Linked DNA regions of Homo sapiens: region 1 is linked to region 2. The links are chromatin loops, found by intact Hi-C in ENCODE. Cell type or tissue: PC-9. All regions are shown on one strand. Links, peaks and the distances in the headings refer to the core of each region. The heading gives the core; the rest is flanking DNA. Region 1 has its middle 680 kb from the start of LINC00364. Region 2 has its middle 620 kb from the start of LINC02342.

Region 1 (15,661 bases), core at 4,275-9,274, 210 kb after region 2:
ATTCCTACTGGCAAATCCCTTCTGCTCACGTTTGCCAGATTAAGCCTAGTAAGTATTATTTTGTTACAATAAAGACTGTGCATTTTAAATGCCGCCATAAAGTTTACAAAATAATTATTTAATATGTACTTCATGATAAATATTGAATACAGAAATGATATAAATAAAATTTATCTAGTTTGGCTTTTGTAAAACCAAAAAGACTATTCTGTCATAGACACACTTACACACCCACACACACACTCTTTCATTATTATATGTTAGAAAGTATTAATAAACTATATGCTACCAAAGATGTAATCTCGATTATAAAGCTAAAGATAATAGGGAGTGCTTAAAAAAGTCAACAAGGATATTATAATTTCTGGTTAATAACTGTGTATTTTGCCATAACTGATTACCAAATGCATCATTATATAAGCTCCATTGAGTTCTCCCCAAACCAACATTGCACTGAGCTTTTTGGAATGTACAGGATATCATTTAATCAAGGGACTGAAGGGAGACAGCGCAAAACAGTGAGACTAGGTAAATACAAAGGTAAAAATTTGAGCTATAAACTACCTGTACTAATGGCAGTCATTGCTGTTATGACACTGACTCTAGATATGAAAAACCATTTGAAGCCCAATATGATTTCATTTTAAATGATATTAAAATAAGAGTAATTGGACCTAGATTAAGTCATCTTATGCACATTCAATCATGTTTCCACAAATTTCTCTAACTTTTATTTCTGGGTGTCTGACTATTGTGGGGTATTTTTATGCCTACTCTACAGTGATAATTATTTTCATCACAAAGAGTAGCACTTTTATCAAGAACTTTGCAACAGACTCGGTGCTACAATTCCTTCATTAAAACTGTTAAGTGAAATTGCCAATACTTGCTTTATTGACAAGGATCGTAAATCTGTTATCTTTCACTTCTGAAAGGTTTCTTGTTATAAAAAAAAATCAACACCTGCTCAGAATTTAAAAATATGTATATATTAATACATTGAAATAATTTTGTTATAATTGCTATTTCAAAATACTGTTCTAGGGTCCCCGAAAAAGTCTAGAAAAGTAGGATTTAGCAAACCTGTTTCATATGCCTGACTGTCATTAAGGCAATTCAAATCATCTCGCCATGCTAAAATGCTTCAAGATTGTGGAGCTAAATAAAACTCAAATTGGTGAGTAAATGGCTCATACTTAGGAGAAAGCATGCAGATAATAAAGAAAGATTAGATGGAAGTATTTCAAATACAAGAAATGTTGGAAAGACAAGCTGTTTATTAATTTCTTTCAGCAAATATTTATGTAGTAACTACTGTGAAAGAAAAGCTGTTTGTTGTTTCAACAGATATTTATGCCACCATACTGCTAGTTGCTGAGACAATAACTATGGAAAAATCACAGTCCTTGGCTTCAATGCCAACAATTGGAATTATATAATGCAATTGTGATATTTTAGGAATTGCAAATAATTCATTATTACTGTAACATAAAGCATAAAGGTTTATGACAGGAGCTGGGTCTGGATAAATAGCCAACAGAGCTGTATAATGAAAGTCTTTTACAAAACAAAAAGATCCCAGTGGAGGACCTTATTTCTTCTATGAATCATGTGTATTTAATCATAAGAAGAAATATGTCAAAATTGATTTAAGGATCAAAATGAAATATGTACTTTTGATACATCCCTAGCTTAGACAAATTAATGCAATTACTTTAATTAAAGAAAACACAGTGTAATATGCATGTATGTTACAGATTGACTATTCCCAATCCAAAACACTGGAGACCAGAAATGTTACAGATTTCAGAGATTTTCAGATTTTGAAACCGTAAAGTATCCCTAATCTGAAAATCCAAAATCCAAAGTGCTCCAAAGAGCATTTCCTTTGAGTGTCATGTCAGTGCTGTGCTCAAAAAGTCAGATTTTGGAGTATTTTGGAATTCAGATATTCAGATATGGGATTATAAATAACATATATATGTACACAATATAAAAGATATAATATTTAGTATAAATCATTCTCAGAAAATCAGGAAGAGATAACAAAAGGTCAAATAGAAATGACAAGCTTTATTTTAAAATGGTGTTGGAGGGAAATGTGAGCTATCTTGTTTGTAAAAATAAACACCGAGGCTGGGCGCGGTGGCTCATGCCTGTAATCCCAGCACTTTGGGAGGCCGAGGTGGGCAGATCACGAGGTCACGAGTTGGGGACTAGCCCGGCCAACATGGTGAAACCCCGTCTCTTCAAAAATACAAAAAATTAGCCAAGCATGGTGGCAGGCGCCTGTAATCCCAGCTACTCGGGAGGCTGAGGCAGGAGAATCCCTTGTACCTAGGAGGCAGAGGTTGCAGTGAGCCGAGATTGCACACCACTGCACTCCGGCCCCGACGATAGTGTGAGACTCCGTCTCAAAATAATAATAATAATAATGATCGAATTAAAGAATATTCTTATGGCATTCATTACAGTGAAACAAAATTCTAAAGTAAAACCAGTTTAATAGAAAGAACAAAGAGTAAAACTATTATATAGTGTGGAAGTAATGAGGCTAAGCAATTAATTACAATGTAAGTCTGAGAACTTGACCCGATGATAATTCTTGTATAAGACTTTTCTGTGATTTGACCAACAAGAAACTATCCTTTCAAGCCTGCAGAACAACTCAGGAAATAATCAAAAATCAGTTGCTCAACAGTTCCTAGAAGAAAGGAGGCAAGAAATTAATAATACTAAAGCAATTTACAGCATGAACATGTTATCAATAAGAAAGAAATTGATAAGGATATTGGTGAAGAGGATTTCCAAGTTTAAATGTGGAAATAAATCACTGATTGTACTAAATATTTTTTAATTACAAAAGAAAACTGAGTACAGGAATGACAACAAAGGGCATTAAAATAGAAAAGAGCTGTGCCATTTTTTTTCAAAAGTTGTTTATATCTTCCTGGTTAAAATTATCAGAAGCACAAATAATAGAATAAAGATGATATTAAAGATACTTGAAAAACAACTGGGCCAAACCAACTGTCATATAAATTGCCTAATATGGAAGCCTCTGTTAGCTCAAATATAAACTGATGATGCAAAAGAGATAACACATGCCCAAGGAACTGTGGGAAAGAAAACGTGCAAATATACCTCTTCTCTGAATGTAGCCTAGTGAAAGACGGCGTGAGAGGGCATTAACATGAACAGCTGTCTATTAACTGAACGTAAGTCAATTCATTTAGCTGACATAGCTCTTTTTTTCTGTATGTCTTTTTTTCAGTTTCCATGCATCCTTCGCAGTGAAAGAACATCAACCTGAGGGGCAGGAGGAGGAAAGCACTTGTCTTTCATAATAAGCACTTCTCTCTTGTTAAAACATCCAGAATGAAAACTATTTAGGCACATTTAATAAGACATTCCTCTGTGATTGTAAATATCCTCTGATGTTCTAATTTTCTACTTCCAGTTATCTTTTGGCTTTTTCCAAAAGGCAGGGATCTACAAGGGCACAATTCAAATTTAATAGAGCAGGAAAAGGCTGTGTATTTTTTAGGTCAGATCACCCTATCTAGAAACAGTTTAATGTCCTTAATTAACTTGCTTTTATTTAATGACCCCTGATTGGTATCCTGCTATGCCCAATGTACATCTTGTGTAGGGTTTTCAGCCTTACATTTTTAGAAAAACACATCTTAATTAACTTAATTACTGTTTATTTCACATGGAAAAGTAGAAAAATTATTAGTGTCATTTGTTGAGGCAGACTGAATAAAAAGCATGGAATTGAAGTCAAGAAACCTGAATTTAGTCTAAACATAATCTGTAACCAAGTGTTTAGTCTTAGTTGAGGTAGCTCTCTTCTCTAGGTTTAATTGAGAGACATGTTAGTATTGGAGTTAACAGCATAAATTTCAAGACGGACTATCCATTTATGTACTTTCTCCATAGCTAATCCCATAAATTTGGGAAAATATTTCTAATTGCTTTGAGCTTCAGTTTCTTTAAATGTAAAATTGGACTAATAATAATAATACCTACCTTATAGAGCTTTGGTACATGTGGTATATGTTAGCACTGTATATGTTAAATAAGGATAACTAGAGTATTTTATTGTGAATGACTGTTCAATTTTTTCAGATAAATTGCTCTTGAATTTGCCCATAAGCACCTACTCAATGTTAACTATTTTTATTAGTATGATAAAAACAAAGACATTTGAGAACCATAGAGAAATAGATCTAAGCAATATTTTGAGTAACAGTGCACTGTTGGGAAGACATCCATGAATTTCATCACGTTTGTAAAGGCTATATGCTTCAGTTATTACTGCTCAATTTAGTGGAATAAAAATGTTTTGTAATGCTTGTGGATTCTGTGGATCAGGAATTTTGGCAGGACATAGCACTATGACTCCTGTCTGTTTCATTTGTCTGAGGCTTCAGTTGGAAAGATCTGAATGATTGGCATGATTAACAGAGGCTTTCCTATTACTATTACTATATAATACAGAGTCCTAAAGTTTTTTATTTTTATTTTTATTTTTTTTATTAAGGTCATGGATTCTGTGTTCCATGAATTTAGAAAGAACATCACAGCTGAAAATACTCAAAAGGAAAGAGGTAGAAGAGCTGAGGCTGGGGGATCCACCTCTGAGATGTCTTTGTTACTTATATGTCTGGACCTGGGCTTGAGAGGCTATAGGATGTGTTCAGCAGCTACTGATGACCAGAGAGCCAAAACATAGATTCTTCATATGGTTTTAGCTTCTCACAGCCTGGTGGCTATGATTTTTTAGAGATCTTTCAGAGAAAGCATCCTAAAAGAATGAGCTGGTGTTGGCAGTCACTTCTGCTGTAATCTATTGGTCAAAGCAGTCACAGGTCAGCCCAAATTCAAAATGGCCTCTCAATGGGAGAATACCAAAAGACTTCTGGGGCAATGTTTTAAAACCACTGCAGAATTTAATGTAAAATATCAACAACCACTTTTGTCCTTTCCAGGTCTGACTTTTATGCATAACCACTTCTTAACAGTCAACTTTTGAACATTCACGTCTTTAAACCATTCCAATTTCCATCTAGCTTTCTGTTCACCTTAAACTTTTTAACATATTGAAAAGTAAACTAATCAATATTTCCTAAAATAAGTTTATTCTCTGGGCCTCCCTTGTTTTAAAAGAAGAGCATCTGACTAAAATAATATCTAATATGACTTCGTTAGAAAACTAAATTCAGTGACATTCTTGACATTTCTCTAGTTATCTACTTCTACATTTATTCCTCAAATATTTTCAAATCTTTTTTTTCTAAATTCTCTCACCAATGAATTTTTTTTTAAATTTTCCTATTTAACACTAGTGCAAACATGCATTATAATTCGTGGGGCCTATTAAATATTTTTCTTGTTTGACAAGATTTTTATTACATTCTTCCTTCAGCTGCCCCTCCACTTTGCAAAACTGTTTGCCCTAAAACAACGCAAGGTAAATATTAACCACTGATTAAAGAGTTTTGATTATTCCAAAGTTCACAGATTAAATTTAGGATTTATTTTTCTCAGGGCACTTTTGTTGAAAACTTTGTGTCTAACCTTGCAAGTTTTGTTATTAATATATGATGTGAATGATTATTTGAATGGGCATTTGGGAATAGATGCAGGCATAGAACTACAGAAAATACAAGCAATAGCCCCAGGCTACTGCAGAATCAAATTTACTCCCGTTGATGTTTTAAGACTACATTGACGCTGACCTTGAGAGGAAAGAAAATCTACTCTCAGAGCAGCACAATCATGGCCAGATGGAGCCCAGTTGACAGCAACTTTAAAATCCATGCATTTAACCTTGTCCAGATTAAAGTCCTATACTCTTCATTCAAGCCAAGTTTGTCTGCACATTGGTCTCCTTTTACAACAAAACCCATTCAAAATTCTTATTTTTTCTCACATTTTCAATATACATGAATTATCTCTTCTCTCCTTTTCGTTTTAGCAAGCTGGCAGTTCCCACATTTGTTTAAACGTCAGAAGTTCCTTAATCTTAGAAAGTTTTTTTATAGATCCACATTTTTTAATGCTAACCCCAGAACTACTAATTCAGTTATGGGACAGGGACAAAAAAATCTGTATTTTGTCAACTGCAAATCTGAGGCTGTATCAACCCCAGGAGATCCTAATGAGGCTGACTAATGCCAGATAACTATTAGGAGAAAATGTTCTAAAGATAACTTAATAGGCCTCCACTTAAATTAGAGTTCAAATATCAATTTTTTAAGAATCTGTCTCAATCTTGTAAAAATGAAACTAAATACTCCACTATCTGACCATTTTCAAAAGTTTCTAAGACATCACATTATAGTAAAAGGGCCTGTGGTCTAGGGAGAAATCAGATAATTTTGCTTCTATTTCTAGCCTGGTATAAACATGGTTGGTTATACTGCCTTCTGAGCATCTTTATCTGGTTTTCTTTTTCATCTGAAATACGAGAGTGATGACACTTACTTGCTTATTTCCTAAATAGGTTGTGAACGTAGTTGAATTAGTAAACTTAAAAAATAACTTTTAAGTACTAAACATGTCTATTACATTATTTAGAAAATTATAGCCACTCGTATTTAAACTATGCTATTTATTTGCTTATTTTTATTTCATATTTAACTTCTGTAAAAATTGTTCTTATTCTACCAATAAATTCTTAACACTTTAAGGGAAAGAATTTAGTGTCCTCAAATTACAGCATTTTCCCTTTTCCCAGATGTGCTACCTGTTAAGAGTTTTTAATATTAACTATATGACTTACATTAGACAAAACTAGACTCATTTATGTGAAATTCTTTCCCACATTTGATCCTGGTAGGATGCATGTGACCATGATTCTCAATCAGAGTGACAACTTAATTCTTTCTCTTTTTTTTTTCTTTTTCTCTCTCTCCTTTTCTGTCTTTATTTTAGTCTTTAATAGTATCCTTGTTACGAGACTTCCCTTTGAATTAAAGATAATGCATATTCATTTTAACATGCCAAACAATACATAGATACATCAATACAAAGTTAATAGTTTTTTTACAATCTCATTCTAATTATATCATCTCAGAGGTAAGTGTTAAGTTATATTTCCTCTCTTATTTTTTCTGTAAGCTCAAAAGAAAAAAAAAACGATGGTCACACAGACCAGAAAGTGGGAGGGGTTCCAAAGTGGCATAGTACTACATATCTGGGCACACAGGCTTAACCCACAGATCGGGTTACATCCATGTAACCAGACAGGTAACAAGTAAAATGGCTAAGAAATGAGTCAATAGAAGTGGTGGGGATTAGGACTCATTGCAGACTTCTCTCTGTCTAAAAGTGGCAGTCACCAGGAGGGAATGCAAAGCTAGCGTATCCAGATTTTCCAGGTTTTGAAAAGACAAAAAAAAAAAAAATAGAGAAAGAAAAAGAAGAAAAAAAATCACCTGATTTAGTTAAAATATACTAATCTTGAAAACTCTATGAAGACCCACATAAACACATTTCTAAGTACAGTCAAATCTGTTAAATAGCTTCTTTTTGGTTTCTTGATGTCTAATTTATTACTAAACTATGATAAGACTCTCATTATATAATACCCAAAGGGTGTGTTGTGGACATTTGGTGATAGATCTTCTTTTTGTTGAAAACAAGATTTTCTTTTGACACACTGGTGATGAAAATTTTGTTAGATGTTTACCTTAATCAGTTGGTTTAGTTGGTGTCTATTATGTTTCTCCATTGTAAAGTTACTATTTTTCCCTTCTCCCTTTGTAGTTGATAAATATCTTGGGCGAGCTACTGAGAATATCTAAGCCCTGTTTTCTCCTCAAAACTTTTGCCTGCTGTGTAGCAGAGTGAGGAATATAAAATAACTATTTGTACTATTTTTCATGTAATTTTTATATAATTATGAAATCAGTTTAAAATAAAATACTCTTAAAAATCATTTTCTTTTTTGTTGTTTGAAATTAAAATTAGTTTGTACTTTGTACTTGGATATATCCTCTTGTTGCTTATCTGCTCACATAATTTCTTTGTTCAAAATTGCTTTTCTAGACTATATCATTTTTTCTTAAATGCCTTCTAAAATCTTGCAATTATGCAATTATAAAGTATTTATTTCATAGCTCTTTTGCGATAAAGGAATTTCAGTACTGCCTAAAACTGAAAGCCTAGTGAGAGAGATTTATCTAAGAATGAGCTCATCACAGTGTTGAAACACATAATTTGGCTGGACCTTTCCGTGGAAGACTATTTCAGCATTTACTGAAACTACTAGGTTCTAGATCATTGGACTTCACTACTCAACTAAAAGGCATAGATATCTGATTAAAGAATGGTGGTGTGCTCTTTTGGCTGAAACATTTACTTGTGCCATTAGAAATGAAACCATTCCCAGACAGAAATGTCAACATTATTGTAGGCTTACTGAAAACTCTGCTTATGGGTAGTAGAATTACAATTGTATTATGGGTACAGAATGGATCGAATATTTTCCTTTTGTGCAATACACAGTTACATGTTTTCTTCAGCCCACTGTCACTTTGCCACTCTTCTGAAATTACTATCTTTTTTAGGAAAAAGATATTTCTTAGGAAATGGATATCACTTAAAAATTAGTAAATTTTTACATCATGAATACTAACAACCTTCCTAACAGATTGCTTCATGACCATTAATATTTATTTGACACAATAACAAAGAAAGCATATTGCTATTTATATAGTCTTTGATATAACACTTGTTAATATAAAAGTATACTATGTATGGTTTATTTGGTGATACAGGTAGAATTGCTTTTTCAGTCAGCACCTATCCCATTTGTTTTCTTTCCTTTTGATGTTAAAGGAATAATTGCACAATGTATTTTTAAAAATGTTCATCACGGTAAAAATAAAAATCAATTCAAAACTTCTCAAAATGGCTTTCACCCAGTTGCTTCTGTAATTCTGTGCCTCTTTATTTTGTGCTCATTTTCTTTTTTCAAAGATCTCCTTTAGGCTACCTTGCAGCATGTTTTATGGATCAATGATTCTGCTGATTGTTTTTTCTCACCAAGGTCATTAGTGGAACCCATCTATCCTAGTCTCCAATTTCCACATAGAGTTTCATCTGTTTTGCAAAACATAATCCTAATAACTGTGTGTATCCTGGATCTTCAACTAGAAAGTCTGGTTAGTTAGAATTGATTGATTTTTTAAAAATATTATTGGTCTATTATTAGTTATGCTAGCTCCTACTTTATTAAAATTAATAATAGCTTATATTTATTGAACATCTATCATGTTCCAGGCACTGTGGAAATTTATTGTAAATTTTATTTCATTCAATCCCTCTAATGCATTAAGTAGAAAGGACTAATATTATCCCATTTGTACAAATGGTAAAGGTCAGTATAATCTTGTCCATAGTTACAGGTTAGTAAATTTCAGGAATGAGAGCTGACCAAGAATCTGTTTATATACAGATTCTGATTTCTTAGCCCCTTTTCTTATCTGCTGAATGGTACTGTGTTATTTCTTCTACATAACTTGACTAAATCCATGCCATTGAATGCGTTTAGTAAATTTACCTTGAAATTTACTTACCTACAAGTAGTTAAAATGTAAAGAAACTAAATCATTCTTGAAAAAAATTATTAAACTCAGACATATTTGTTAGACAATTTGGTAAAAATAGCTAATGAGAAGCAAATGACAACAAATAGATTCAACTACACTTCATATTTCTAAAACACCAATAATTTTTATTTGATTAATTTATTTGCTTAATTCACAGTTAATTTCTACCCTATTATAGGTTAGAAATCATATAACCTCGATTTTAAAATGTTCTTCAGAATTCTAATCATTTTTTCCATAACTTAATTTTTCTTTAAGTAAAATAAGGATAGAAATGCTTTAATTCATTTATATATCAAATAATCATTTATTCTGTGTATTCTATGCTATGCCAACGAAGTAACACTAAGCGGTATTGTATGTCTATGAGGATGAATATTCATCTTGGAAGGAGATGGGTCCCAATACAGGAACATGGAAGAAACAAAGTACAAATTAGCAGGGAAGGATACATTTTTCTCTCTTCATCTTGTGCCAAGTGAGTAGAAGAAAAAATAACCCATGATGCCATATGACTTACAGTCCAGAAGAGAAAACTGAGAGGTATTCAGCTAACTGAGGGGGTCATAAGAGGATTCCCCAGAGATTTTGACACTGAAGGTGGAGCATGTGGATGAGGAATGAGCCGGATGGTTTTGGATTAGGTGATAGTTTGCTATAGAGAGAATAAGAAAAAGTGTACAGTTTGATCTGCTTAGGTGTTGAGTCTGAGAATGTTGGTTGGTCAGAGTCAAATCAAAGAGAACTTTGTATTCTTTCAACACTTTTTTTACTTTACCTAATTGATACTAGGGAACAACCTCATGATAATATGGCATATATTCCATTCATGTCCAGTAAAATAATTTTAAAATAGTGGCACAGGAATTACCATTGGTTTGCCAGACATGCCTCTATGTTTTAATATTCTTAGTAATATATTTCTGGCTTCAGACTCTATTGTTTCTTTCAACTTTATCAACATAATTCAACATACTTAGAGTCTTAAACTATAAGAGTGATTTTGTGTGTGTATTATATTAGATTCCCTAGCAGTCTCTAACTGCCCTTCCCCACTCTTGCTTGCATTAGTTTTTCTATATTTGACATGGTTCTTCTCTTTTTAAATTTATTTTTTTAATAACTTCTTCAACTTGTATTTTAGATTAAGGTGTTCTCATTTTTATAAAAGTTAATGATCAAAGACTTTTGGAAAGTAATGTATTTGAGGTGTTTTCCCCTCCAAAAATTGCTGTTTTTAGCATGGGGCTTGCACCTGTAGTCTCAGCCACTCCAGAGGCTGAGGCTGGAGGATCGTTTCAGCCCAGAAATTTGAGACCAGTCAGCAAAATAGCAAAACTCCTTATCAAATTTAAAAAAAAAAACTGCTTTTAAAAAAATTGAACTCACACAGTTAATCAGATTTTAATGCTATCTTAATGCAACTCTAATAATGCTAAAATTGTATTAATAATAAAAGAAAGATGTCAAGACCCCAATATATAAAGGACCTAGTGACAATAATAAGAAAGGTTTGTATGTGTGTGGTGGAGGGTCAAGTGTGTTTATGCATGATTGTTTGTAGGGTAAATAATGAATCAATTATTAAATGGGGAAAAATATGTTGTATTATTTTATGGTACAGTAAAACTCATACCTAAAAGCCACATACATATATCAACATCTACAGAAGTTTGCACAAAGAGTAACATGACATCATGTAATTTGGACTATTAATTATATCTCCAGGTAATAATCTATTCTAGTGGTTTCAATTGTCTCAATTTTCTTGTTCCTAGTCACCATCTATAAAGTAGACATAAATTCAATTTGAATTTCATTTTAGGGTCAGTGATAAATAGACAATTTCCTCTGCTCTTATCTAAAGCCATCCAGATTCATCACCTATGCACTATTTGGGACAACCCACTCCTTTTATTCTTAGGAGATTAGTGCTAGAAATATTTACTGTTTCTGAGAAGCCCTATATTAATTCATAAAGCTGTTGAGCCCTCAGTAGCGTAACCTTTCTATTTTTCCATGAAATAAATGCATCTATAATAAAGGAGATTTTAGCATATCCATCACTGAACAGGCATTTGCTGGTGGGGACTGTCCTAGGTACTAGGAGTAAAATAATGAACAAAACATGATCTTTGCTCTCAAGTCTCTTACATTTTAGGTCAGATTACTGAAGAGGTCGTTGCACTGATGTCTGAGAAGCACTTGCAATGGGATACACAGTGCATTATCCCAAAGGAGAGGATCCACAATTGTCACCATGTCACTCTGTTTATTTCCAGGATGGCCACAGATTCTTCTAAATCACAAGACAAAAGTAAAACAGTGTTGATGACTATACCTCCATATGATGACGTGGAGAATCTACCAGTGGGGGTTCTGAAATACATTCAAACTAAAATGTGTTAGGGCATCCAGAGACATGTGCCTAGTTTAGGATGTTTTATGTAAGGGAGTGTAGAGCTATCCCAAAGCTTAAACCTCTACCAATATCATAACAAAACTACCTCTGTTAGTGCTTTGGTAATCTGTTCTTTCTGAAGTTGACTTTTCCTGTATTTTGATTATGTGGCATAGTTTTGAAAGTTGTACAGTGAAGCATAATCTGCACAACACAAAATATCTGCTCAATAAACTAAATAAATTGCTTTTTAAACTGCAATTTTCTTAACTAAGAATAAAAGATACAAAACTATCATAAGATTCAAGCAAGAAAAAATATATACCAAAGCACTTTTGATTTGTATACAAGATAAAAAAATCAGTGATATTATTTGTATATTTGAGTTCATTTATGTCATTGTCACTTATTTGCCAAGACATTATTCGGTGTTAGCAATGAACTTAGGTCAGTTATTCATCATACGCCAAGCATTAGTGAAAATACTCTGAATGAGTATCGTTTTTGAGTATGGTTTTGCACACACAAAGTTTTACAACTGTTCTTGCCATTTTTTTCATTGCTATACACAGCAGACTGTGAACTGAAGAGCTTTTATTTTTATTTCTACAGTTTTATGGTATCTTCAACATAACATTGAAATTAATCCTTTTTTCAGAATTTTTTCTCTTAAAACTCAATTTCCATCTTAAAATATTAGCAGATTAGCTGTTTTCTTCCCCAATAAATAGACACATAAATATAAAAGCACTAAAAGGGAAACCCTACTTTGCTTTTGTATCACCATCTGTTATAAATCACATTTGATGTGTTGTGCTAACTGACGCAAACTGTATACTGCCAAAATGAGCATTGTCTTTCCACACTTTTTAGTGAAACTTTGGCAAATTCAATGATTTTACTCAATAAATAAGTAGGGAAGAGTGATTTACAAATCATACATATGTATTTATATTTAGTCTGTAGCTTCTCTGTGAACTAAGATAAAATAAAAAGGCAACAGTATAAAAGATCATTACTTGTTTCTAGACAATTCTATAATAATATGAATGTAAAATTTATGATTATTTTAGTGAAAACAAAAGTAGGTCAATATCAGACATTTTATTTTGTCCTGATTATTATGGTATGGTGTGTTAATTATGGGATTTACTAAGTTTATATCCAAAATTTAGTCAATATATAATTTTGAGCATTTAATAAAATGTAAAATATATTAATGCAATATAAATGTTTCATATTTGAACATTCACATGCCTACAAAGACAGAAAAAGCATGTGAATTGTTTCCAAATAATTATACATTTTATGTAATTGCCAAAATGGAATTAACATTTATGAACTCATTGTGGGAAATGTTGGAAAATGATATAAACTAACCAGTTACTTTGTCCTTGAGAATTGTATAATTTATTTGTAGAGCAGATGCATGTGCAGAAAAAAGACTTCCCAAGTTAAGTATAATGCAATATACCAAGAGAAACAAGTTCTCAAAAAGCTTGAGCTATATTCAACAAAATATTCAGAAAAGCATAGTTTACTTTGGGCTTTCTGTCTTACCATTTCTTTCCTTTTCATGCTGAATTTGGACATATTGAGAAACAAACTGATTTGAGCCATAACTTATTCTTTTCCATTCCCTTTACTCCAAAAGTAGCAGAAAAGTAAAAAGAGTACGTAGTGTTATTTTCTAGTTCCACCACTTATTTGCAGTTATCCTGAGGAAATCAGCTAACTTTATGGTCCTTACGTCCCTTTTTCCTATTCCGTTCCTTTTTTCCACCCCTATTTCCAAAAAGGAACAAATAAAATCCACTCATTCTGTCTCTCAGATGCTTTACATGTATAAATGGAATTTCCAATATGGTGATCTTAGAACCTGGCCACCAATTTTTTTGAAATTCTTGAACATGAATGGGCTTGCCACTGCTTTGACCCATATACAACTGCAGAAATGACTTCTAAGCCTAAAAGGTAATGCAGATTTGACATTTATTTTGCCAAAACATTGAGCTATCATGAAAGAAGTTCAAATACCATGACGCTGCCATTCTGAAGAACTCATAGGTCAGCTCTCTGCCAGCTAATTCCAGCCTTCCATCCAACTCAACCAATATGCCAAACATCATGGTAAAGAAACTGCCTTGGAAGTGGATACTCCAGCACTATTCCTCCAAGTTCCATGCAAACCAAGTTACCTGGAAGTGAGAGGCTACTGTAAGAAAAATCTGAAACTGTATAATACTGGGTTTGTGACCACGTGACAGGCAGAATGAGGTAGAGTTTTGAAGACACTGTTAACAGAAGCCTGATAGGCCCCCAGAAGGTTGTTAATGACAACTTCAAGTAAGAAAAATGTTATAAAAACTGCAGGAACAGAGACCCTTGTAATCTACTACACTACATTTAGCAAATGTTTACCTGCATTAAGTGGAAAGTAAAAAATATGTCTGTTGAACTATCAGAAACTGGCTATGGAAAGTGAACACGTCATTGGTAGAAGCGGAACTGGCTTCTTCTGGCTGCATATTATGTGGTAGAAATCTAGAGACACGGTAAAGATGAAATTCTCTAATTTTCAGGAAAAATTTAGAGAAAATTATAAAGGTAATTAAACATGCTGTGTTCAAAAATAAAGCTATCTTTCATCTGAAATCTGTCCTGGGATAAGATTCCTTTAAAGATGCTTTAAATAAGACACAATATTAAGATAAAATGAAAAGTACTGTCAGGATAAAGATTTAGCCAAGACTGTAACTATAAATCCCTTAGGCAATATTATGAAAAAGATTTAAGCTTATGCATCATAAGATATTTCAGATAGAAAAAAAGTTCTGAAGGGTGTGCTTTGTGGTTCTTCTCTCAAACAATATGATTATTATGAATCTTCTTGCTGTTTTCTCACAGCAAACTCAGAGGAAACTAAAGTAAAGAAGGGTGACTTTCAGTGAGATTTGTGTGTATGGCTTTAGTCTAATGGACTGAATTATATAGAAGATTATAAAACACTCTCTGAAAACACAGCTTGGAGTAAAGGAACAGAGTAAAACATTAAAATGAAGCCCCAAACTTTGATAGGTAGTAAGGGGACTGAGAAAATTATCTGTTATAGTTGTATTTCTTATGGAAAGGCAAGGATGACTAAGGTGGAGAGTTAGTTCCTCTGCCTAAAATCATGGACAACCATTCCCAGGAAGTAAGACAGGAGTCTAATAATAATAATAATAATAATAATAATAATAATAATAATCCCAGCTATATCCGCTTGGCTTGATTTCAGATTTGCTACAAAAAGTGAGCACCTTCCCTTTTGCTATTTTGCTTATGGGCTATTACAGTTATGCAATGTCTTTTCTTGCATTTTATGTTCATTATGAGAGAGGCAGGTAATTTGTCTCTAGTTCATTAGTTTTCAGATTGATAGAAGTTATACTAAAGAACAAAGACTGAGGAGTCTCATATGCATTTTGACCTGATATCGATGAAGCAATCCTAGAACTTAAGCCTGAGCCTAATGTCATAAAAGGGGTGGACTTTTGGGGGATCATGGGAGGGAGGGAGTTTATTTTATATGCAGGAAGCATAAAAATAATTTGTGAGCACAGGGTGGGTTATAGGGCTTTAGAAAATAGGTGCG
Region 2 (15,661 bases), core at 6,340-11,339:
TTGATATTTTCTTATTGTCTGTGGCTTGCCTTTTTAATTTCATATCAGTGTTATCTGAATAGTAAACTTTTCAAATTTTATAAAGTCAAATTTAATTTATATTTTTAGTTCATGCTTTCTGTATAATTTCAAAATGTAGAAATTGTCAAAGTGTAGGTTACCAAAAAATTATTCCGTGTTTTCTTCTAGCAACTGTACAATTTCAACTTACACAGTTAGCTATATGGTCTATTTCAAGTTAAGTTATGTATATACTAAGGGTTACATTTCATTATTTATTTAATTTTTACATACAGATAGCCAGTTGTTTCAATATCATTTGCTGAAAAGGATAACCTTTCCCTATTGAATTGCCATGGAACTTTGTCAAACATCAGTTGACCATATATATGGGCCTATAGCTAGTTTCTGTATTCTAATTTATCTTGGTGTGTATTTTTATGCCAATATCATACTTTCCTAATTTATTCAGCTCTAAAATAAATCCTAAAATCTGGTTGTACACGTCCTTCAAGTATGGTCTTTTTCAAACTTGTTTTGGCTACTCTGGGTCTTTTGCATTTTTAGATAAATTTGACTTTGCATTTCCAAATAAAATTCAGCAGACGAAAGCCTGCTGGCTTATCACTGGAATTGGTTTCAGTATACAGAACATTTGGAGATAATTGGCATGTTAACAATATTGAGCCTTCTAATTTGTAAATATTGTATACCATTCTGTTATTTATGCCTTCTTTGGTTTATCTTGGCAATGTTTTGTAGTTTTCAGTTTACAGGTCTGGTATATCTATCATTTATAAAATTTGTCCCTCACTTATTTATTTATGCTATTATAAATAGTATCGCTTTTTTAAAATTTCAGTTTCAAATTGTCTATTTCTAGTATATAGAAATATAACTGACTGGTAGACAATTACGTCACCCTCAGATAAAGACAGTTATTTCTCATTTTCAAAGTGGATGCTCTATTGCTTTATTGCACTCATCAGAACCTTCAGTGTTATGTTTACTACAAGTGTTTACTCTAAGTGTTGAGACCAGATATTCCTGCCTCATTTTTAATTTAGCAGTAAGGCATTCAAATTCTCACCATTAAATACGATGCTACCTGTAGATTTTTGGAGACGTACTTTATCATTTTGAGAAAGATCTTTTCTATTCTTACTTTGCTGGGAGTTTTTATCAAGACAGGATGTTATATTTTAGACAAATGTATTTTTTAATCTCTTAAGATAATCACATGGTTTTTATTTGTATTTTTATATATGAAGAATATCATTAATTTCTAATTGCTGAGCCAATCTTAAATACATAGGATAAATCCTGCTTGGTTAGGAGAAATTACTATTTTATATCTTGTTCAATTTGATTTGTTAAAATCTTGTTATGAAAGTTTATGCCTGTTATGGGCTGAAATGAGCCCTTCCACCCCAAAATTTTATATATTGACATCTTAACCTCCAGAATGTGACTGCATTTGAAAATAAAGTCTTAGAACAGATAAATAAAGTTAAGTAAGATTATTGAGGGTGGGTGTTAATCCAGTATGACCGGTGTTTTTATAAGAAGAGACTAGAACACTGATATGCAAAGAAGAAAGACTACGTGAAGACCTAGGGAGAAAATGGCCTTTTACAAACCAAGGAGACACGTCTCCAAAGAGACAAAGACACTGCCAACACCTTGATCTCAGACTTCTAGTTTTCAGAACTGTGAGAAAATAAATTCCTGTTGTATATGCCACTCAATCGTTTTGTAAGGCTTCCCTAATAAATTGCTGTAGTAAATTGTTTGTTTTAGAGTTAGGATGAAGGATACTGGTATACAGTTTTATTTTCTTACAATGTTTTTGTACTAGCTTTTTATATGCCTAAAAAGTTACCAGGAATGGAGCAACTTAAAACAACATGCATTTATTACCTCACAATTTCCATTAGTCAGAAGTGAGCATGGCTTAGCTGCATCTTCTGCAATCTATAATTGTCAACCATTATTGGTCTTTTATTTGAAGGCTTAAATGGACAAGGGTTCTCTTCTAAGGTCATTCAGGCTGCTGGTAAAATTCATTTTCTTGTAGTTGCTAGACACATTACTTTTGTCTTATTCTTTGATAAGAAGCAAGTCACTGGTCCTTTCCACACACAAAGGCAGTAAATGAAAATCATGAGAACCACCTTAAAGTCTGTTCACCACTACATTTTTTGGATTTTGGTATTAGAGTAATCCTGGCCTTACAGAATAAAACAGAAACTGCTTCCTCCTTTAAAACATTTTTTTGCAAACATTTGTATGAAACCAGTGTTAATCTTCCTTAAATGTTTGCTACACTTCACTACTGATAGCATCTCGATCTGATGTTTTGTTTTATAATTTTTGTAGTTACAAAATTCATTTTCCTTAGTGGATCTAGATTTATTTAGGTTATCTATTTCATGGTAAGTATAAGCAGTTTGCACATTTTAAAAATACATTCATTTTAACAAATTTGTTTAATTCATTGTTATAGTGTTTTCCGATTATGAGTTTAATATCTGTCATATGTGAAGTAATGTATTCTATCTCATTTCTGATATTGATAATTCATATTGTTGCAGGACTTTCCTTAGTCCAGCTAAAGACGGGGTTTTTGTCCATCCTACGGCCATGAAAATTCAGGCTCGCAGACAATTTGAATGGTGAGTAAGACAGGGTTTTATTGGGTGAAAAGGAAAAATGGGGGAAACAGGCACTCTCACTAGGCCAAGGTCCCTGTTAGAGCACTACATGCCTCGCTGTCTGAATCCTGGGTTCCACACAGGAAGAAAAGGGGCCAGGCTCCTCCCTGCTGCAAACGGCGCAAACTTCTGTGTTTCCACCCCAGTGCACATTCCAGTGCGCAGGCTGGTTGGAGATTCTCTGGGGACCCCCTCTCACCTGGCTGTCTACTTCCCACTCTAAAGAAGTACATCTAACTGCCACTAGAATAAGGATAAGGTTGAAGATCCATCTTAACTGCTCCTTCTGACAGGGGGCGCTGTTTTAGGGAAACAGCAGTCAGAGCTCCCTCCTGGGCCTATTTAAGGGTTCCCAGCAGATGGGGCCATCATCAGAGGCTCTGGTTGCATGATTGTTTGGAGTTTGACGGGTTGAAGGCAAGAACAGACAAAATGGGCTATTAGAAAACACGTATCAAAATAAAACAAGGGGAAGGGTAAGGAAATCTCAAAAATTCCAAGGCCTTTCACCAGTTTGCACAGGAAGGCCAAAAGCCTGATTGGTAAGAAACTCTACCCTTTTGCCGGCATGTTGGGCTTCTGGGTTCCCTTCCCCTGAGCCCAATCCTAAGTCAACCATTTTAAGGTTTGAATAATTAACTCTTTCCAATTTGGAGGATGCATCTGAGAGGAGTGTCCTGTAGTACAGAGACACAATTACCTATTAGGGAAGAGAGAACCGAAGAAGAGAGAAGAAAAAAGAAAGCATTTTTTAAAGGAGTTCCAGGGGTTCAGGATGCATTTGAAAGGGGTACAGGCTGAAGATGAATGGCTACCCATCTAGAAAGAGGGGGGCAGGCATCCCTGGGTTCCTTCTCTTCCCAGCAGATACCGGGCTACATGAGGGAGAGAGGAAAGAGCATCCACTTTCCCTTTTCCATCCTTGCATCCCTGAGTTCCAGCGACCTTGGCAGGTCCCACCATGAGTGCCAAAGCGGCTTGCACCCATGAAGCACGGAAGGCCTAGAGAATAGGAATTATCCCCTCTCACCTATGCTTCTATCCCCGCTACCATCAGAGTAGCCTTGGAGATTCCTAGACCTCATTTATGCCATGGATACTAATACGGCCTTTATCCATTAAAGGGGAAGCTTGGCCTTGGCTTAACCAGCAGGAATCAGCTATGCTCACCTGCACTGTGCCTTTTAACTTCTGTTGCCATCTGCCTCTGGATCTTTTAGATCCAGTTTTCTTTCCTAGGGCTGTGACTCAAAGCTTGGAAGTGAGTTTGGAACAAAAATGTGTCTCAGGGGGTTGCACGGACTCCCTATTGTAAGCCAAATGCTAAGGTAAAACTGTGGAACTGAGTCCTCCTCCAACAAGGGAGATAAAAGGATGTCTTGTGACACACCCAGATAACTGGTAGCTATAGTTATGCTTGCTAAGATTTGGGTGCATGGTGCTTGACTTTGGTTAGCTCCCTTGGTCTTACTTTATGGAAAGGAAACTTCTGAGTGATGGACATCCTATTTATTCCAATTGCCTGACAGGATTTGCAGGATAATTGCTCAGAACTAGAATATCAATCCAGGTTTCCGCATTACCCATCCCTTTTGTTCTTTCTCAGCTGCAATCAGAGATTGCTGGTTGGTTTACAGGAACAAGCAGGGTTAATCTAAATGTAGGTGAAAACTTAAAACATCTAGTAAGTTTAGAATTTAATAACAAATATATGATAAATTTTGAAACAGGATTTCTCTCTCTCCAGTCCTCATTTTTGTTAAGAAACAAATAATCATAGGACAGACTGGTTTGCTAAATAGACTTTAGTCTTATAATTGACCTGATTATGTGCATAAAGTGCAGCAAGAATACTTATTTTTACATAGGCCTTTTGGATTGGCTTTGATGGAACTCTGTTCCCCAAGGAATCTCAGATAAAACCTTTTAAATCCAAGCCCACCCATGGTTTTATCCTCAAACACCTATGAGTTGGGTGATCCTTTCCTCTTAAGGTCCCAAGATAAACTTGGAGCTCCTGGACCTGTTAGAAAGTGACATTCTTTACTGAACACAGGTTAGGAACCCTGTACAGGGACTGCATAGACAAGGGTATGACGCCAACCTCCCCACAGGGCTTTTATCAGCTCTGCAAGTCAAGATCGACTCTTTAAAGGGAAGCATACGCTTGCAGTCAAAGCCTTGGTAAAATACCTAGTTTTTCCAATTGTGTCCTGTTGCAAAAGAAAAAAATGAATTCTTATTGCACTGATGCAAACAACTGTATTGCCATAAGTTAAGAATACCCACAGATAGTTTCCAAACTCTAGAGGAACCAAGCAGAGAGAAATAATCTTGCTCCAAATTTGGTTCATAGGAGTATACCTTAATTATTAAAGTCCATAAATAGTTTAAAATAAGTTTCCTTGACTCTGAAAAACAAAACAAGGATAAGCAATATTCCAAGCAAAAGTCCAAAAGGCTGCTTCAGCTTCTTGAGTTCAGTCCACTTAGTTAATTCTTGTTTCGCTTGATATTTGTGAACATTTCATCTCTTCACGAGTCCTGTATATTTTCCTTTATTCCAATGTTACATTCTCCAAAGTTATCAGGAACCTGATTGTCTCAAATACCTTAGAAATTGTATTTGAGAACACCTATCAGAGTTCTACAGCTTATTATAAGCCATCTTTTGAAAAGCATACATCAAGACAATTGTCTGTGAATAGCAAAATGTTCAGGGTAGTTAAAGTGAGAAACACAACTGACAAAGAAGTTTGGTTATCTTTGTGTTTTACAATTACTTAACAAAACAACCTTAATTGTGATTGATAGCATGTACTCAGGAATTAGAATTTTAGAAATCCCATACAATTTTGGAACAAATATTAGCATTATATCAGATAATCCTGTTTACCTTTCTTTTCTGGACATTCCAGGGGCCCTTGGAAGTATCCAAAAAGCCAGGTGTCAGGAAAGACAATTTTGTAACTTAAGTTTGATTTGGGGAAGCCTTTAAAATATGTTTAAAGCATTTGATGTTATGAAACAGAATTCCAGGTAACCATAAATTATTTATTTTGCCAAAATGATGACTCAGAAATTTTAAAGAAGCAAAAACCTTTTATAACCCTTTATAAATTTTGCCAAAGAGCAGAATAGTGTTTTAAGAATACCTTGTGTGTTTACTTCAATTGTCAATTGATAGAAAAACCATATAATACCCTTCTGAATTTAGCTAATACGTTCATATAGAGACCCTCTTCTGCAAGATTAATTTCCACAATTCTTCCACCACTTCTTTGAACCTTCAGAATTTTCCTAATTTAAAACAATCCTTTAACCCTAGGCAAAAGTTCACATTTCCATGCCTTCTTATAACCTTTTACAAAAAAACAAAAACAAACAAAAACACATTTTACTGTTCTCACGTACCTTGCATGTAAGTATGTAAATCTATTTAATGCTGTGCTAGCTGCAGCCAAGGTTTACCTTCTTAGTTAAGGGCATGGTTAGTTCCAAAATTCCCTGGGCCTTATCAGTTGTGAAGCCGGCAAATCAAATACTTTTCAAAACCCAAAAACCAGTTTGCAACCTCAAAACACTTAGCAAACCTTACATCTGACCTGCATAGTTTAGTTCACCCATTTACATTTTAATGACACCTGCATTTTACCAATAATCTTTAAGGCTGTTTTTATTTCTCAAACATTACAAACACGTGAAGCGGAAGGTACCACAACTTTTAACTTTCCTTTTAAAAATATTAGATCCAAGCGCTTGCCTTTCTTCAGACCAAATTAATCAGAGCTCTTTTGACTGACATCACGCACAGTACACACACAGACAGACAGAAGAAAACTCAGTCACTGTGTGGGGCCCTTTAAGAGGCAGGGCTAAGACAGCAGGCATATATCAAACCAGAAAGAATCTTATTCCCTAGGGCAGGATTGCTAAACAAAGCCCTGCGGGGGGAGTTACAAGCCATGCCCTCAGGATGTAATACAAGATGGAGGCTTGATTTCACAACCAAAACTTTCCAGAGAATATAGTGATAGATGTTGGAGGTCCCTAGTCTAGCACAACATCTTCTAAAAGAAAATGAAACTTTTAAAAGTTAACTACCGACAGGGTAGAGAGAAAAGAAAAGAAACAGTTTAAAAATACCTGAGGAAGAGCCTCTCATTCCTATGCAACTGATTCGTCCACCATGGAGATTAGTTCAATTATTGTCCAATGGAGTAGAACCCCTTGGCTGGGGTAGGGGAAGGAGAAGACCGCAAGCTGGCTCTGCGAAGACCCTTGAGCCACGCGTCCCAGCCCCAGCATGAAGCAGGTAAGGACAGGGAGCTGCTGCTGGTTGGTCGGTCCCCAGTAAGGGCCTTTCTCCCAACTCCCAGCCGCAACGGGAGTTGGGGGCCTGGTTCCTCTAACCTCGGAAGTCCGAGGATGGAAAGGCTTAGAACCCACAGTGAGAGGTTTTGAGTCCCCATTTCACTCACTGCTTCTCAAGCCCCGACGTTGCACGCCAAAAATGTTGTAGGACTTTACTTAGTTCGGCTAAGGATGGGGTCCTTGTCCATCCCATGGCCCCAGAAATTCAGGCTTGCAGACAATTTTAATGGTGACTGAGACTCCACTAGGCCAGAGTTCCTGCTAGAGTGCTTCCTGCCTAGGCCTGTGAATCCCAGGTTCCGCACAGGTGAAGGAAGGGCCGGCTCCTCTCTACTGCAAAGGGCACGAACTTGTGTTTCCACCCCAGTGCTCATTCCCATTGCGCAGGCTCCTTGGAGATTCTCTGAGGACCCTCTCCCTCCTACCTGTCTCAATATCATATGTCTTTTTTATTTTTTATTTTTTTAGTAGTCTGACTAGAAGTGTAAAGATTTTACTAATCTTGTCAAAAGTCCAATTTTTTTATTTCATTGTTTTATTATAAAATTTGTTTTCAAGTCCATTGTTTCCTTTGTTCATCTTTTTATCATTTCCTGTCTTCTGCTTCGAGTTTAATTAACCCTTTATTACAATAAAATGACTTTATCCCTGAAAATATTCTTTCTGAAACTGTTTAAAATCAGATATTCATTGGCCACTCAGCTGTTATTGGTTTAGAATTAACACTTTATATCTTTTGCCATTCTATCACTTTTAAACTATTTGTGGTTTTATATTCAAAGTGTTTTTTGTGGCCACCATGTAATTGGATACTTATGTTTTAATCCAGTGTAACAATCTCTGACTCTTATTGAGAAGATTAGACATTTTAAATTTAATTTTATTATTGATAAGTCTGTGGTCAATTTATCGTTGGTAAGTATTCGTTTTATATTTATTCCATCCATTTTTAACCACTTTTTTCTCCTTATCTTAGTGCATTATTTATATATGATTCAATTCTGTCCTATTTTTATTAATTATGTTAAGTATATAAAATATATTTTTCACTTACACAAGCAATCTTCTACCACTTAACATATAGTCCATTTTGGAATAGTGTACAACTTTACCCTACAACCAAACATGTCCATTTTCTCTTGCCTATCTTATGCACTGCTGTTTTATTTATACCTATGTAATAAATCTTACAGTACATTGTCATTACGTTTACTTTAGTTAATTATCATTGAAAGTGATGTAAAAAATAATAGCAAAAGTATCTTGATTTACCCACATTTTTACCTTTTTTTGAATCCTTATATTGGAAATATATTTTTGCTAGAAATGGAATTTTATATTAACTTCACACTCCACCCCCATTTCAGGACTTTAATTGTGTTGTTTCAGTTTCTTGCTCACAGTATTTTCATTACAAGTCTGCTGTAGTTGATAATCTTTTTCCATTATAGGTAATATAACTTAATTTATCTGGCTGCTTTTTTTTTTTTCTTTCTGAGATGGGGTTTAGCTCTTGTTGACCAGGCTGGAGTGCAGTGGCAGGATCTCAGCTCATTGCAGCATCTCCCTCCCAGGTTCAAGGGATTCTGACTCAGCCTCCCAAGTAGCTGGGATTACAGGCACCTGCCACTATGCCTGGCTAATTTTTGTATTTTTAGTAGAGACGTAGTTTCACTCTATGGCTGCTTTTAAAGCTTTCTCTTTTTTACTTTACTTTTCTTTTTTTTTTAATTGAATTGTAATGGACCTTGGTATAGCTTTCTCTATTTATTTTCATTTGTAATTGTTATGTTTCTTAGATACAAAGATTTTTATTTTTACCACATTTGAAAACATTTATTATTCCAGTATTTTGTCCCCTTTCCTATTTCAGTGATGATAATTTTACATAAAATAGTGCACTTGAAATTGGACCACAGTTCACTGATGATTTGCTCTTATTTTCAGTCTTTTCTCTCCTTTCCTGGGCAGTTTCTACTGTGTCTTCAAGTTCATTAATCTTCATTTTTGTAGTAATCTCCTCTGATGTATAATAATCCTATTAAATGTATATTTCCTGCCAGAAATTGTTTTTTTCATCTTAACAAGTTTGATGTATTTTATCTACTTAAAAACATAATCAAACTTAAGTTTGATTTTTTCTTCTTAATGTATAAATGATTATATCTTTTTTGAACACATAGAATATAGTCATATTAACTCTTTTATTGTCCTTGTTCACTAAATCTATTGTTTTTGTCATTTCTGTGTTTGTTTCTATTGACATATTTGTATTATCATTACAGATTGTATTTTCTTCTTCTTTGTATTCATGATAAACTTGGGGGGGATGCTAGATAGGTGAATTTTACCTTGTTTGTAGCTGGATCTTTTTGTGTTCTCTCAAATATACTTGAGCTTTATTTCAGGAAGCAGTTAAGTTACACGGAATCAATTTTATCCTTTTTAAGCTTGCATCTAGTTATTGCTAGGCAAGACCAGAGCAGTCTTTACTGTTAAATTTTACTTTATACAGAGGAAAAGTCCTTCTGAATATTCTACCTGATGCCTGATGTATTATGAGATTTTTTTCACTCTGGCTGGTGGGAACATGAAATATTGTTCACCTTCTGCTATGATTTGAATGTCCCCTTCAAAACTCATGTTCAAATTTAATTGCCATTGTAACAATGCTTGGGAGGTGGGATCTTTAAGAGGTGATTAAGTCATGAGAAGTCTGTCCTAATGAATGTATTAATTCCCTCACAGGGAAAGAGGGCCCCTGATAAAACAATACTTTTGGCCTCATTTCTCTCTCTGTTTCCCATGCTCACTTGCGCTTCTGTCATGTTATGATGCAACGAGAAGGCCCTTTGATCTTAGATTTTCCAGCCTGTAGAACGATGAGCTAAATGAATCTTTTGTCTATAAACAACCCAGTTTGTGGTATGTTGTCATAGCAGCAGAAAACACTCTAAGACATCTTCTTTGTTCTCTAATAATTATTCTGATGTTTCATTACCAGTGGTTGTTTCCTTGGCTTCAAGTGATTTCCTCTTACAGGTACTAATCAGGACTCAATTTAAATATCAAATGAGTCGTGTGCAGATCTCTGGACCTCTGTCTTTGCAATTCTTGCCTCAGAGTGATGCTTTATTTTCTTCTCTAGTCTGTTCTGTAAATTCTAACTGACTTAGCCTCCCTGAATTCTGAACTCTGTCCTCAACTCAGGGAGCCTTCTGGACTCTGTTGGATACCCTCTAGGAGGTAACATGGAATAACACTAGGATTTTCTCTTGTTAAGGATCAATGCTAACGATTTTTAATAAAAGAACATGACATATTTTGTTTTCTTATGTTTTCTCATGCTTAAAATGGGAAGGTACACCTAGTAGTTCATGTCATTCCATCATGATCAGCAGTAAATTCAACAGATAATTAATAATTGTTGATGTTTTGAATCATTCCATATTGCAAATGTAAAATAAAGACCTGGAATTAAGAGAGTTCATATAAACCTGATGATTCAGTAAAATTAAACATATCAGTGTAAGTACAAAAAATTACTGGAAAGTGACAATCAAGGATAAAACCAACTACAGGGTAAAAAGTTAAAAGCCATAATAAGGCTGTTAGTTCTAACACAGTAAGAAAATAACAGAGTAGAACCAGAGAAAAGTCTACATAAGCAGTAGGTCAGTAGACAGAACAATGTCAAAGACATGACTTACAAAAAAGAGCATTGCCAGACTCACTTCTTTCCAAAGTCCAGCTGAAATGTCAAAGATATATAAAGAGAAAGATATATAATACAAGGTCAAGTATTAAAGCAAAATAACCAGGCAAGTTCATGTGAAGCAATAGCACAAAATTCAGAGAGTCAAGACTTTTATATGACACCTGTGGAAGCAAGAATAATTCCAGAGTGACAAGTTGTGACAATGTAGATTTTATGAACATCTGGTTGAGGTGAGACTAGGTGAACAGTGTCAAAAATCTGCAACTGAAAAGTAGCACCTGACTTATTAGGAAATTGGTTTGGTTAATTTTAATGTTCATATTCAGTTTTTGGTTTTGTCATGTTTAGATCATTTTAAAAAATAATGATGCAAAAATAAATAACATATGTGGAAAGTAACTAAAAAAAAACACTTGACTTTTATTTTCCATTTATTAGGAAGCAAAATTAGTTACCTAAAATTTTTCATCTATAAAAATATTCAGCAAATTTCACATCTTTTCACATAATTTTAGTTACTACATTTAACTGAATATGTTTGAATATATGTCATTATTTATTAGGAATAAAACATGCAATGAATTTGTTTTATTCCATTTACTTTTGCTGATGTGAAATTGCAGAATTAGAAGTTATCCTGAAAATGATAGGAAAATAAAAGTTGGATATGAACCAGTGTGGTATATTTTAATAAGAAAGCAAAATTAGGTTAAAATGCTCTAACATTTTCAGTAATTAGGGCTATAGAAGTCAGATTTCAAAGGAAAGTGAATGTCTTGAATGAGAGAGGAAAGGAAAGTTTATGGGCACAGAAAATATATAGGCTTTTGTTTTCTTATAACTATTAAGAGTACAACTCTTAGCAAAACAGCAAAGTATATTTTAATATTTAAATAATTTTGAAATAGTTTTATTTTTATTCTTTTTTTGTATTTAATCAACACATTTTTATTAATATCCTACTATATGCTATGAATCATCCTGAGTCCTGGGGATATACAGGGAACGATTAAAACATCCAGATCAATCAGGAGGGAGCTCTGGGAACTCTTAGGCAGCAGGGAGTCCAGTCAAATCCCTCCCAGCTCTCAGGCCACACTTGGTGAATGGGCTTAGTTTGGGTGATTCTCACATTGCCAGTAAGACTGCAACTTTTTCTTCTAGTTCCCTATTTTAAGGCCTTGTGCAGGCTTATCTTAGGGAAGCCTGGATAATCCTAAATCATCTTTCACCTGTAGCCATATTCTTTCTTAAACTTGTATTTAAGGAATACAAGATGATGTTTTAATATATGTGCACACAGTGAAATGATTACTACAGTGAAGCCAATTAACATATCCATCATCTCACATAGTTATCTTTTTTGTGTATGTGTGATGGGAGCACCTAAAATCTACTCTCTTAACAAATTCCAAGTGCATAATACAATGTTATAAACTATAGACTTTATGATGTAAGAATAATTTTTTTTTTTGAGATGGAATCTCACTCTGTCACCCAGGCTGAAGTGCAGTGGCATGATCTCCGCTCACTGCAACCTCCGCCTCTCAGGTTCAAATGATTCTCCTGCCTCAGCCTCTCAAATAGCTGGGATTTGAGAACGTGCCACCATGCCCAGCTAATTTTTGTATTTTTAGTAGAGATGGGTTTTCACCATGTTGGTCAGGATGGTCTCGAACTCCTGACCTCATGATCCACCCACCTTGGCCTCCCAAAGTGCTGGGATTACAGGCGTGAAAAGAATACTTTTAAAAATAAACAATATGCACTGAAATGTTGTGTATTCCATGGTTTGACAAGAAACAATTTCAAGTTTTACTGCATTTTATATTTGATAGATCAGATATGGTGAAGGAAAATTACTGCCAGTGATAAATGTATTTTAGAAGAAAAATTACATATAAATACTTGAGAATATAACCAAATATTTTACTTTGAGAGATGCAGTTTGATTAGGAAAAACTTTAATATTTTTAATATTGCTATGTGATAGCATTACTTTAAAATTGTGTAAATTATCCCTTAAGCCGGTATTTCCACTTTTAGTCATGGTAAAGATAGAATATACACTTGGATTAAGAAAATATTAGACTCCACCTACAGCTGGACCAAATAATATAATAAATAAATACTATAACCCTTTTTTCTATAAGAAACAGCCTGCCAAATCTTAATAATATTTTTTCATTATCCATTACACTTCTAAGTAGCAAAAATTATTTTTCAGATCTATAAATATTGACATTTGGACAAATAAAACTGCAGTTCTTCTAATAAAACTGTGCTAATATATTATCTTGAAACACATTTATTGTCTAATTACTCACTTTTAATACCTTAAAAACCTTGATTTTTTTCTGCAAAACATTTTACATTAAACACATTAAAATAAATGACTGATGCTTTTTTCCTCTCAAAATAAAAAAATAGAATAAACTATTATACAACTCAAAGACTTTTTGAAAGACAATAAGAACTTAATATTATTGAATTCTGCTGAAAGTGTAATGCTTTATAATTTTTATTATTTCACAAAATAAAATAATGGCAGAAAGCATGGCATATCCAGTGGTATACAATGTAACAGTGGTTGCAGAGGGAGGTGGAACATGTTAAAGTTGTTTTCTGGCCTCTAGAATTTGAAATGGATAATGCATTTGACCCTCTCAACACAGTAGACTCACTGTCCCCAGAGAGCACTTTCACTGGCTTGTTAATCTCTGCCTAAGTAGTAACCTGTACACCAATATAATAAAGATCAAGTTGGTTAAAAAGTATCTCTGGTCCTAGGTTAAAGCATAAATACTCCTGCCAACAAAGAGAAACCCAGGAAATACACTGAGGTGTCTAAGAAACTGCAGAGTGAAGATAAAATTATTCAACTTAGTGGAATTGCTGAATTTAAGGCCAGTATAGAAATTTTATTAGTTTACACTGAAAGAAATTGGAAAATGTATTACTTCATATAATATATGGTAGAAGATGAAGTGCTTAACTTACAGTTATGGGTGTAGCTGTCTGTGAACTTACTCCTGCATGACTCAAGAAAAAAAGAAAGTAAATGATGAATCTTTTAGAGATATGACTGCAATTCTTCCCAACTACCTTGAAAGAAAGTCATTGTTTACTGCCTATTTAGTATTTAGAAAGATTGCCAGCTATCAAAGTATTAACTATTGTAAAGGCAAAAATTAGGCTTATTGAGGTATAGATGTGTTGTAAATATAGATGCCAATATTCAGATTCATTCCATGTGGAACTCCAGAGTTTAATAATGCCAAGATAATTATTACCAAAAAGTGAATTGTTCAATTCACTGAACCTTAAGAAAATGCATAATCACTTTGGGGTACACGGTAACTATGAAATCAGAGATACGATCCATGCATATAATTAAAATTATTTCTTACTACTTTATTAATATATCTTTTTCTGTCATTTGACTTTAGTCTGGCATATAAGTCCATCATCCAAATGTAGACATGATTCTGTCAAACTTATTTATAATAATGATGCATCAATAGAGGTGTATAATTCTTTTTAACTTTTTAAAATAATGTATTATTTTGACACAAATGTACGTGTTAAGTACAGCAATGTAAAATAGATATGACAGCACTTATCATCCCTATTTTAGAGATAAAAATACAAAGGACAGGAAGAGGTAATTGAAATATTCCTAGGTTCCTAGAATTACTCAATGATACAATGAAAACTGATCATTGATCATGTGCACTGGCTCACACCTGTAATCCCAACACTTTGGGAGGCCTAGGAGGGAGTGTTTCTTGAGGCCAGGAGTTCAAGACCAGCATGAGCAAAATGGCAAGACACTATCTCTACAACAAACTTAAAAATCTTCATTTCAGCCTGGGCAACACAATGAGAACCTATCTCCTCTAAAAAATAAATTAATAAACATTAAAAAAGACTAACAATCTTTGCATTGTATTACACTTCCATTTGATAATATCTAACTAGAATAGTGTGCTTTCCTGTAAGGAGAAAAATATTTTTATTAAAGTGGTGGTTTAGGATCCTAAACTCATGCTTTTTTACACTCCTTAATGATTACTCAGTCAAAAAATTTGAGATAGAATTATAGTCCCCTTTTCATTTTTATTTTAAAAAGTAACTTGACTGTTGAACAGCCTATAAATAAAATGTAGTGTATTCTCTCTTTTTGGTTGTATGATGTAACTAAGTATTCTGTAGTCAATCAGTGCCACAGAAATGGGCTTATAAATTTTAATGGATCTGAAACTGCTGCAAAACTCAGACAGCCAGACTTTTCTATAGAAGTTAAAAAGAGAGGGCCAGGCACAGTGACTCACACCTGTAATCTCAGCACTTTGGGAGGCCGAGGCAGGCAAATCACAAGTTTAAGAGATTGAGACCATCCTGGCCAACGTGGTGAAACCCCGTCTCTACTAAAAATACAAAAATTAGCTGGGCATGGTGGTACGTGCCTGTAGTCCCAGCTAATCAGGAGGCTGAGGCAGGAGAATCGCTTGAAGACTGGAGGTGGAGGTTGCAATGAGACAAGATTGTGCCACTGCACTCCAGCCTGGTGACAGAGCGAGACTGTCTCGAAAAAAAGAAGAGAGGTAAAAGCATTGTCGTGCTTCACCCAGACACTCCCAGATCCCATTTTCTGTTTATGTGTGCCCCCTCCTCTAACTTTGGAGGGCATTTACTTCTAACAGTGCATTCCTATGGCTCACTGTGGAGAACTGCCTATGAACCTTTAGAGTGTCCGTCCCTCACCCACAAATGCAGAGAGCTAGAAGTTTCTAGTTGTTTTTGTCCCTGAGAATATGAAAGCCAGCTCCCTTTACTCAGTGCAAGACAACTC

What was found. Hi-C counts contacts between places; a loop is a spot of excess contacts. Peaks named below come from ENCODE experiments on the same cell type or tissue, not always from the same donor. Only the 100,000 strongest peaks of a DNase experiment are listed, where the experiment ranks them.
Region 1: it touches region 2 in a loop (2.2-fold over the local background); 1 of 110 quality-filtered maps calls a loop at or near these places.

Annotation. Positions count from the first base shown.
Region 1 is chr13:68,039,688-68,055,348 of GRCh38, reverse strand. No RefSeq gene overlaps it. Among named protein-coding and RNA genes, the nearest start is that of LINC00364, 680 kb to the right of the region's middle. In PC-9, for the core only: no CTCF peak of the experiment used is centred there; a DNase peak (open chromatin) is centred at 7,248.
Region 2 is chr13:68,248,664-68,264,324 of GRCh38, reverse strand. No RefSeq gene overlaps it. Among named protein-coding and RNA genes, the nearest start is that of LINC02342, 620 kb to the left of the region's middle. In PC-9, for the core only: no CTCF peak of the experiment used is centred there; no DNase peak of the experiment used is centred there.